Regions from separate parts of the Homo sapiens genome. Here region 2 is linked to region 1. Evidence: read pairs that join two places in POLR2A ChIA-PET (ENCODE). Cell type or tissue: A673. All regions are shown on one strand.

Region 1 (5,000 bases):
TTGAAATTCCTCTTGGAGAGAAGTTGGGGATTTGAGTAGTTGGTGCACCAAAGCTAGGAGCCCCAGATTGGCCGGGCGCGGTAGCTCACACCTGTAATTCCAGCACTTTGGGAGGTGGAGGCAGGCAGATCACCTGAGATCAGGAGTTCCAGACCACCCTGGTCAACATGGTGAAACCCTACCTCTACTAAAAATACAAAAATTAGCCAGGCATGGAGTCACGCGCCTGTAATCCCAGCTACTCGGGAGGCTGAGGCAGGAGAATCGCTTGAACCTGGGAGGTGGAGGTTACAGTGAGCTGCCGTTGCACTCCAGCCTGGGCGACAGAGCAAGATTCCATCTAAAAAAAAAAAGTTAGGGGTGTGCGCACCGGGAGAGGGGGACTCAGGGCTGAGATAAAGCCAGGCTCCAGGCTCCTTGGTGGTTCCTGGGGAAGAGGAGTGGGCATCCTGGTACTCTTCCCCATGCTAGGATGTCACAGCTTCTCCAGTGGGTCACCATCCAGCCCAGGTTTCTTCCTAGCTTGAGGGATGTGGGGCGTGTTATGGCTTTTTATACACAAGAGAACAAGTTTGTCTGCTGGTCCCTCTTCCAACCAAAATCTTCACCTTCTCCTCAAATACCACCAACTGTGAGAAAAACAATACTTTGTTATGTAGGCATCACACTCTTTGTAGAATCTCAATTTCCCTCATCTTGATTGATTGTCTCCAAGCAGCCCTGTAAGGAAGTATGGGCAGAGAGGATCACTTCCATTTTACAAATGAGAAGACCGAGGGCTGCAGAGAGGAGATGGCCAGTCCAAGGACACACAGCTTGAGCACAAGCCAGAGCAGAGACAGCAGTTCAGGCTTTCCACCTCAGTGGTACCCTAAAGGCAGGAAGGAGTGAGAGATGGCAGAGCTAGACTGGCCACTCCACCTCTGAAACAGACCATGTTCTTTCTTTGGTTTCCTTGGGAAGCATTCAGGCCTCTGGGTGCATCCCCAAGGCAGGAAATGAACAGTCCTGCCTCTAGAGCAGCAATCTTGCCTTTAGATCTGGAGCTGTGTATCCAGTGTTTGAAACTTACATAATCCAAAGACCCACCAGAGGATCCCATTCTTGGCTGCCTCCAGTGAGAGAAGGAATGAGGTCTCTCACTCCAAGAGCAATGAGGGGACCAAAGGGAGTCAGAAAGTGACATAGTGGGTGGGCAGGGGAGGGCACTGCTTATCCCAGCTCTCCTTTCTTTGGCAGGGAGTGGAGGGAAGGATGTAGCTCTCCTGTCCATATCTGGCTGCCACAGCCAGAGGACAAGTGAGGAAGAAACCTGTAAGAATCAGTTGTTTGGTTCAACATAGAGCAGTCATCTTTTCTGAGGATGTCCAATACCTTTTGAGAACTGGGTTGGCCCAGGTTTTTAAATAAAGTAATGGCATGAAAAATGGATTGGGAGCAATTGTTATAGGTTATAAGACAGTTGAGAGACATCAAGCAAATGTAATGTATGAACTTTGTTTAGATCCTGACTTAAACTAACTGTAAAAAGACATTTTTGAGAAAACTTAGGAAATTCAAACATGGATAGTATTAAGGAATTATTCTCAATTTTGTCCTGTGTGACAATCACATAAAGGTTATATATAAAAAAAGCAAAAGAAGAGTGGCTTACGCCCATAATCCCAACACTTCAAAAGGCCAAGGTTGGAGGATCCCTTGAGGCCAGGAGTTTAGAGACCAGCCTGGGCAACAAGCGAGACCTTGTCTCTACAAAAAATAAAATAAAACTAGGCTGGGCGCAGTGGCTCATGCCTATAATCCCACCACTTTGGGAAGCCAAAGAGGCAGATCACTTGAACAAGGGAGTTTGAGACCCATCTGGGAACCCCCGTCTCGACCAAAAAAAAAAAAATGTACCCAGGCATGGTAGCACATGCCTGTAGTCCTGTAGTCCTAGGCGTGGGATCCCTTGAGCCCAGGAGTTCAAGGCTTCAGTGACACTGCACTCCTGCCTGGGTGACAGAGCAAGATCCATCTCTAAAAACAAAAAAAAATTTTTTTAAACCTGTTAAAGATTCAAACTGAAGAATTTTGGAACAAAAAAAAAGAAAAAAAAAGAAAAGAAGTCTGGGATTTGCTTTAAAATACTCCAGAAAGAAGGCTGAGCCCGGTGCTCATCATAACTTTGGGAGGCCAAGGTGGGTGGATCACGAGGTCAGGAGATGGAGACCATCCTGGCTAACAAGGTGAAACCCTGTCTCTACTAAAAATACAAAAAATTAGCCAGGTGTGGTGGTGGGCGCCTGTAGTCCCAGCTACTTGGGAGGCAGAGTGAGACTCTGTCTCAAAAAAACAAAACAAAACAAAACAAAACGAAACAAAAAACCTCCAGAAAGAAATGCAATAAGATGGGCTATGAGTTGATTATTGTTGAAGCTGAGTGATAGGTATGAGGGGTTGAATTACACTTTTTTGTTTACTTTTCTGTATCTGTAAAATTTGCCATTAGAAAACAAATCAATAGGCTGGGCACGGTGGCTCACACCTGTAATCCCAGCACTTTGGGAGGCTGTGGCGGGTGGATCACGAGGTCAGGGGTTCAAGACCAGCCTGACCAACATGGTGAAACCCTGTCTCTACTAAAAATACAAGAATTAGCCAGGCATGGTGATGTGTGCCTATAATCCCAACTACTCAGGAGGCTGAGGCAGGAGAATCGCTTGAACTCGGGAGGCGAAGGTTGCAGTGAGCCGAGATCACGCCACCACACTCCAGCCTGGGCAACAGAGCGAGACTCCGTCTCAAGAAAAAGAAAAGAATAAAGCAGTAGGCTCATGTCCTAAAAAACCACACATGTACACCAATGTTCACCCTCAATTTTAAAGGGTGAGGCTTTGAGAGCCACCCATAAAATCAAATTCAGAATCCTCAGTGCCCACCAAATACCCATTTTTTTCCCCCATAGAAGGGACAGGCTTGGAAGGTGTTTTGGCACCAGGTTGACCCAACCATGCTTGTTGACCCAAACATGACAGTTTTCTGCTGTCAGTGTGGGTAACAGAGCCATTAGAGGAGTTTGAGCCTCCCACAATTCAACTCTAGGTGAACATTTGCCAGGTATAGCTCCTTTGTTACTCATGTGGACTCAGCCTCCAAAGTAAAACAGGGTGGGAGGAATGGGGTGGGAGGAAGAGGACAGAAATTGGTTCCCACTTTTGTAGTTTTAGAAGTCATGGGGGGCACTGATAAAAAAGATGACAGTGTATTAAAGGGTTTTCTTCATTTTATTTCATTTTTTGAGACGGAGTCTCACTCTGTCACCCAAGCTGGAGTGCAGTGGCACGATCTTGGCTCACTGCAACCTCTGCCACCCGGGTTCAAGCAATTCTCCTGCCTTAGCCTCCCGAGTGGCTGGGACAACAGGCATATGCCACCACGCCCGGCTAATTTATTTATTTATTTATTTATTTTTGTAGAGATGGGGTTTCACCATGTTGGCCAGGCTGGACTTGAACTCCTGACCTCAAGGATCCACCTGCCTCGGCCTCCCAAAATGCTGAGATTATAGGCTTGAGCCACCACTCCCAGCCGGGTTTCTTTATTTTAGAGTTCATGTTTTGATTTTTCCAAATTCCTTAATTTTTCCCTTTTCCCTTTAATAATTTCCCAAATATCTTAAGTCTGTTTTTAGTATTAGTTTGAGATACTAATGAGATATAATGAAATTTATTTCCATTTTAAAATTTGTCATGGTCGGTTGCAGTGGCTCATGCCTGTCGTCCCAGCACTTTGGGAGGCTGAGGTGGAAGGGTCGCTTGAGCTCAGCAGTTTGAGACCAGCCTGGGTAACATGGCGAGACCTCGTCTCTATAAAAAATTTTAAAATTAGCTGGGCGTGGTGGTAAGTGCCTGTGGTCCCAGCTACTGAGGGGACTGAAGTGGGAGGATTGCTTGAGCTCGGGAGGTCGAGGCTGCAGTGAGTCGAGATCGCGCCAATGCACTCCAGGCTAGGTGAGGGAATGAGACCCTGTGTCAAAATAAAATAAAATAAAATAAAATAAAATAAAATAAAATAAAATAAAAATGTGTCAACGATTTGTGTTTGGAGAGGGAAGAGAAGTGAAAATATCAGAATCAGGATTTGGTGCCATAAAGCCTCGATTTGCCTCTAGAAGTTGGACAAATTATCTCCTAAACCTCAGCTTTCTTGTTTTCTTTTACTTTTTTGAGACTGGTTCTCCCTCTGTCTCCCTGGCTGGAGTGCAGCAGCGCAATCACGGCTCACTGCACCATCCAACTTCGGATTCAACAGAAATTCAGGGTTCAAGCCAGGCTGATCTGGAACTCCTGGGCTCAAGCGATCCGCCGGCCTTGGCCTCCCAAAGTGCTGGGACTGCAGGCGTGAGCCACCGTCCCGGCTCAGTTCTCTTATCTACAAAACGGAAGTAACAATTTCCCCCCACTCCTGCCCCGTTCTTTTGTTGTGCGGATTAAATAAAAGGCGTCTACAGGGTACTTAAAGTACCCTGCACTTCGAAGACTTTCCAAAGGGACTGCCCCAAGGACCCCTGGAGGGCTATGGGATTAGAGATGTAGGGGTCTGCGCGGCCCGAGGTGCTGGCCACAGTGGCGTCAGGGAGTGCAGCTTCTCAGTCCCGGATCAAGAAGGCGGCAGCTCTCCACCCGCCAACGCACTAAGCGGGTTTTCGCCTTGAGGTACGACCTGCGCTCAGGGTGAGGATCGGTGGAGGGCAGGTGCACCTACCAGCATAGAGGAGATCTTTGCGTGAGTAGGAGGAAGGGACTGCAAGAAGACTCCCCAGCTCTCTTGCTGCGCTGGCTGGACCGTTAAAGACCTGACCCGCGGGCCGCAGGGCGCTTTACCATCCAGGAGCTGGGGAGTAAACCCCGGCCGGTGAGGTGACTCAGTATTGGGATTACTGAAAAATCTGCCCGACCAGGTGTGTTTACACACGCAGAAGGAAGGAAAGAATGTCTCTGGGACAAAAAGGGGGAAAA
Region 2 (5,000 bases), 250 kb before region 1:
AACATATCTTCTAAATATTTAAATTATTTTAATTCGAAATTAATCAGTTACATGTCAAACTTCATGAAGTTTCCATTTTAGCTACACAACATCTATACATTTTAAGACTAAAAGAATTTTTTAACTCAGCAAATTATTTTCGTTTGCTTTTCTAAAAATTTTACCCCTAATGATGAGATTAACTGACTACTCCTGTTTAGGATTTTTTTTCAGGAGCTGCCACAAATATTTCAGTTACTAGGGATAATGCTGCTATGTTGGGGTTTTTTGTTGTTTTAAATTTTAAAAATTAAGAAATATTATTTCACTAGTATTTCATCACCAAAAAATTAATTTAAAACAGTTCAATCTGTCTTCATGTACAAACCAGATTTACAAAGAAAAGAGACTCAGCCTAATAGTATGGCATTTTTGTTTTAAATGGTTGTTTGACTAAACTGAGACACAATTCTAAAAGTGACTCCTAATTTTCATGAGTTAACAATCTAGAGAGAATTTTGGTTCACCCAACTCTCCTATAAACACCTCCACCTTTTTTTTTTTAAAGAATTATTATCAACACAACTTAATTTCCACTCTTAAACACAATCTGAAAATATTTGGTGAGCATTTATATAATAAATTATTGAGTACATTCTTATAATTTTCTTTTCATTTCTAAAATGTGTTTATAAAGTGTATAGGGAAAGAATTCAGAGTTATTTCTAAATTGCTTTAAAATGAGGTTCCTGACCCATCTTTTTTCCTACCTTCCTCTTCCTCCCTGCCCCTCCCCCTGCCCCTGCCCCTCCCCTCTCTCTTCCTCCCCCTCTCCTTTTGTTCCTCCATTTTTCTTCCCGCTCCGGACACTGTCAGTTCCTTTCCTCCTCCCCCTTTACCTTTACCCTCTTTTCAATTTTTCTTTTTCTTTGTTGCTTCTCTTTACCCTTTTATTATTCTCCTGCTCCTCTGCCCCTCAACTGATTTGTTCCTTCTCTTAAATCAATATACCTAACCAAACTTTCTGTCCTTTTTCTTCTCCCTCTCCCACTATCACTAACTTGTTCTCATTCAAACTTACTTCTAGTGAAAGGGAAGGATGCAGAGATGCTTGAATTATTTTATACACCAAAAGGGGAAACTTGTTACATTTTTTAGGAGAACCTCAGGATGATTCAGTTCCCAGAACAACTCCGCTCCAGTATTCCCAGTTTTTATTGGCTGAACATTCATCAGACACTTTGACATTTTTGTGTCATTTTTCCATGTCCTACTTTGCTTATAACTAAATTTGTAATTAGCATTTTATGACCAAATCCTTGAGGGCAAAGCCTCTGTATCACCCAGGGTGTCTAACAGTGCTGACAGTAAAAATCTACTGAATAAGTATATTTGATACTATCTGAGAAGATGTGATCATTGTGATCAGATAAGATGCTGTTTTCAGCCTGTAAGCGCCTTTTTCTTTTAAATAAATACAACACAATCAGATGAAATACAGATAAATGTAGTCATTTAAAAGGATAATTGGTCTATATCAAAAATAGCAACCAAGGGGCATCTCTGAGCTTGAGCTTGTTGCTCCCTGGTTCTGTTCCCATGACAGTTTTGTGCCCATGGCAGTTCTGTACCCAAGGTCAGCAACCGCTTTCCTCTGTGTCTGGTCACACCGGCTCAGAATTCTCAACTGAGGGCTTCAGGCAATCACAGCCACCATCAGAATTAATTACAGAGCCCTTTGCCATTCTGATATCCTCTAGTGCCCCACAGCCAGGATGACAGTCTTAAGGAGGTAACCCACATACACCTACTGCCAAGAGCTCTCTTAGGTTCTTCCTTCTGGGAATGTAACTAGCACCCCACTAACTACATACATAAAGATTTCTTATTTTGTATATCATCCAAAGCAAAAACGTTACCCCAAGACAGCCCTTCTCATTGGTCCCCAGGTCGTCTGTTATAGCCCCTCAGCCAGAGCAGATGTTCACCTAATGTCCTACCTGTCAATACAGCTATGAACACCCAAGGAGAAAGCAAACCAATTTTTATAGCAGGCTAAATTAAAACAAAAACTAAGCAGTTCATGAAAATAGTAAGGTTGCGTGTTTTTAAATATATTTATAATACTCATTACTAGCAAGAATATAGTGAAATAAACATTCCATATGGCTGTGTGGGAGGACAATTTTAAGGCAACAAGAACCTTTAAAAATTAATTTCTCTTTCACTTAGAAATTGCACTATTGAGTAACCTCTCTACAAAAAAATCCAGTATGTAAAAAAAAAAAAATTATTCAGCCTTAAACAGGAATGAAATTCTGATACCTACTGCAATATGGATGAACTTTGGAAACATGCTAAGTAAAATAAGCCAAAGCAAAAGGATAAATGGATGATTCGTAGTTGGTACAGAATTTCAATTTTGGATGAAAAAATTCATGAGATGGGTAGTGTAATGGTTGCATAACAGTGTGAATGTACTTAAAGCCACTGAATTTTATGCTTCAAATGGTTAAAATTGTAAATTTTATTATGTATATTTTATCTTTTTTTTTTTAAGAGACAGAATCTCACTGTCGCCCTGGCTGGAGTTCAGTGACACAATTAGAGCTAACTGTAGCCTTGATCTCCTGAGCTCAGGTGATCCTCCCACCCCAGCCTCCTGAGCAGCTGGGACTACAGGCAAGCTACCACTATGCCCAGCTCATTTTTATTTATTTATTTATTTATTTATTTATTTATTTATTTATTTCGTAGAGACCGGATCTCACTATATTGCCCAGGCTGGTCATGAACTCCTGGCACCAAGAGATCCTCCCACCTTGGCCTCCCAAAGTGTTGGGATTGCAGGCATGATATCATGATATTTTTAAAGGCAAAAAAAAAAAATTGGTTTAAAAAAATCTAAACAAACAAACAGGGTCGGGTGCGGTGGCTCACACCTGTAATCCCAGCACTTTGGGAGGCCGAGGCCGGTGGATCACATGAGGTCAGGAGTTCGAGACCAGCCTGACCAACATGGAGAAACTCTGTCTCTACTAAAAATACAAAAATTAGCCGGGCGTAGTGGTGCATGCCTGTAATCCCAGCTACTCGGGAGGCTGAGGTAGGAGAATTGCTTGAACCCAGGAGGCAGAGGTTGCAGTGAGCCGAGATTGTGCCATTGCACTCCAGCCTGGGCAACAAGAATGAAACTCCGACTCAAAAAACAAACAAACAAAACAATGAATAAAGATGTGTTATTAATAACCGTCAAAAAAAACTTTCAGCTGGGCAAGGTGGCTCATGCCTGTAATCCCCCCACTTTGGGAGGCTGAGGCCAGAGGAGCACTTGAGCCCACGAATTCGAGACCAGCATGGGAAACACAATGAGACCTCATTTCTACGAAAAATTTTAAAAATTAGCCGCGCTTGGGAGCTAGGCGCGGTGGCTCACGCCTGTAATCCCAGCACTCTGGGAGGCCGAGGTGGGCGGATCACGAGGTCAGGAGATCCAGACCATCCTGGCTGACACGGTGAAACCCCGTCTCTACTAAAAATACAAAAAAATTAGCCAGGCGTGGTGGCGGGCGCCTGTAGTCCCAGCTACTCGGGAGGCTGAGGCAGGAGAATGGCGTGAACCCAGGAGGCGGAGCTTGCAGTGAGCAGAAATCGCGTCGCTGCACTCCAGCCTGGGCGACAGAGCAAGACTCCGTCTCAAAAAAAAAAATAAACAAACAACAATAAAAAAAAATTAGCCGGGCTTGGTGGCACATGCCTGTTGTCCCAGCTACTCGGGAGACTGAGGTGGAAGGATCGCTTGAGCCCAGGAGATCAAGGCTACAGTGAGCCGAGATGGGTGCCACTGCACTCCAGCTTAGGCAACAGAGTGAGATCCTGTCTAGAAAAAGAAAAAGAAAAAAGAAAGGAAGAAAAGTTTTAACAATATAAATATTAAAAGAGGAATATTCAAATAACTTCTAGCATAACCACTTGAAATATTACATTCCAAAGGGTTTAGAGAAATTTGAGAAAAAGTTTACAGAAAATGAACACAAAACAGTATTTGTGTTCATATAGTTCATATGATTGGAACCTTTTTAAAAAAAATTTAACTACACGTGCATAAAAGACTAGAAATTACCTGCAGAAATCCGTGCCCAGAGACATGTTGTACAAGCATATCCACAGCAGCATTGCTTATAATAGCAAAACTAGAAACCATACTAAAGTTTATCAATAGGAGAACAGATAATAATGCCTGGTATACTCATTCAGTGAAGTACTAATAAGCGGTGTCAATGAATGAACTTCACCCACACAAGCCAAGATGGATGAGTCTCACAGCGTTAATCTAAAAAACCTGGGAAGCAAAGGTGCGCACCATTAGTCCCAATTACTCAGGAGGCTGAGGAGGGAGGGTTGCTTGAGCCCAGGAATTTGAATCCAGCCTGGGCAACATAAGAAGTCTCCATCTCTTAAAAAAATTATTTAAGGTAAAAAGCAAAACAAAACCTAGAACTGAGGAACAGACACATTATGGTTTTGTTTACATAAGTTCCAAAATATCCAAAACTAAACAATGTATTGTTTAGGTATACATTCAGAAAAGGTAACACTTTAACAAAAGTAAAAAGAATGATGAACAAAATTCCAGAGTGTGGTTCATTCTGGGGAAGTAGCACAGGGCTGATTGCAGAGGGGCACAGAAGGCACTTCAAAGATATTGAGAAAAAAAAAGAGATATTGAGGATGTTCTAGTTCTTAATCCATGTAGCAACTACACAGTGCTTGTTTTATCATTCTTAAAACAGCACAGGCCAGGCGTGGTGGCTCAAGCCTATAATCCCAGCACTTTGGGAGGCCAAGGCGACAGATCACTTAAGGTCAGGAGTTTGAGACCAGCCTGGCCAACAAAGTGAAATCCTGTCTCTACTAAAAATACAAAAATTAGCTGGGCATGGTGGCAGGCGCCTGTAATCCCAGCTATTCGGGAGGCTGAGGCACAAGAATCGCTTGAACCCGGGAGGCGGAGGCTGCAG

Evidence for each region. ChIA-PET counts read pairs that join two places held together with the same protein. Peaks named below come from ENCODE experiments on the same cell type or tissue, not always from the same donor. Only the 100,000 strongest peaks of a DNase experiment are listed, where the experiment ranks them.
Region 2: POLR2A ChIA-PET joins it to region 1 with 6 read pairs; 2 of 35 experiments call an interaction of 5 or more read pairs at or near these places.

What each region holds. Positions count from the first base shown.
Region 1 is chr17:48,738,753-48,743,752 of GRCh38, reverse strand. LOC105371811 (a long non-coding RNA gene) reads right to left here. Exons shown (of 3, transcript XR_934823.2): 3 at 288-629. Among named protein-coding and RNA genes, the nearest start is that of HOXB13, 13 kb to the right of the region's middle. In A673, no CTCF peak of the experiment used is centred here; no DNase peak of the experiment used is centred here.
Region 2 is chr17:48,987,005-48,992,004 of GRCh38, reverse strand. No RefSeq gene overlaps it. Among named protein-coding and RNA genes, the nearest start is that of IGF2BP1, 7.9 kb to the left of the region's middle. In A673, no CTCF peak of the experiment used is centred here; a DNase peak (open chromatin) is centred at 794; H3K4me3 peaks cover 1,634 bases; H3K27ac peaks cover 3,884 bases.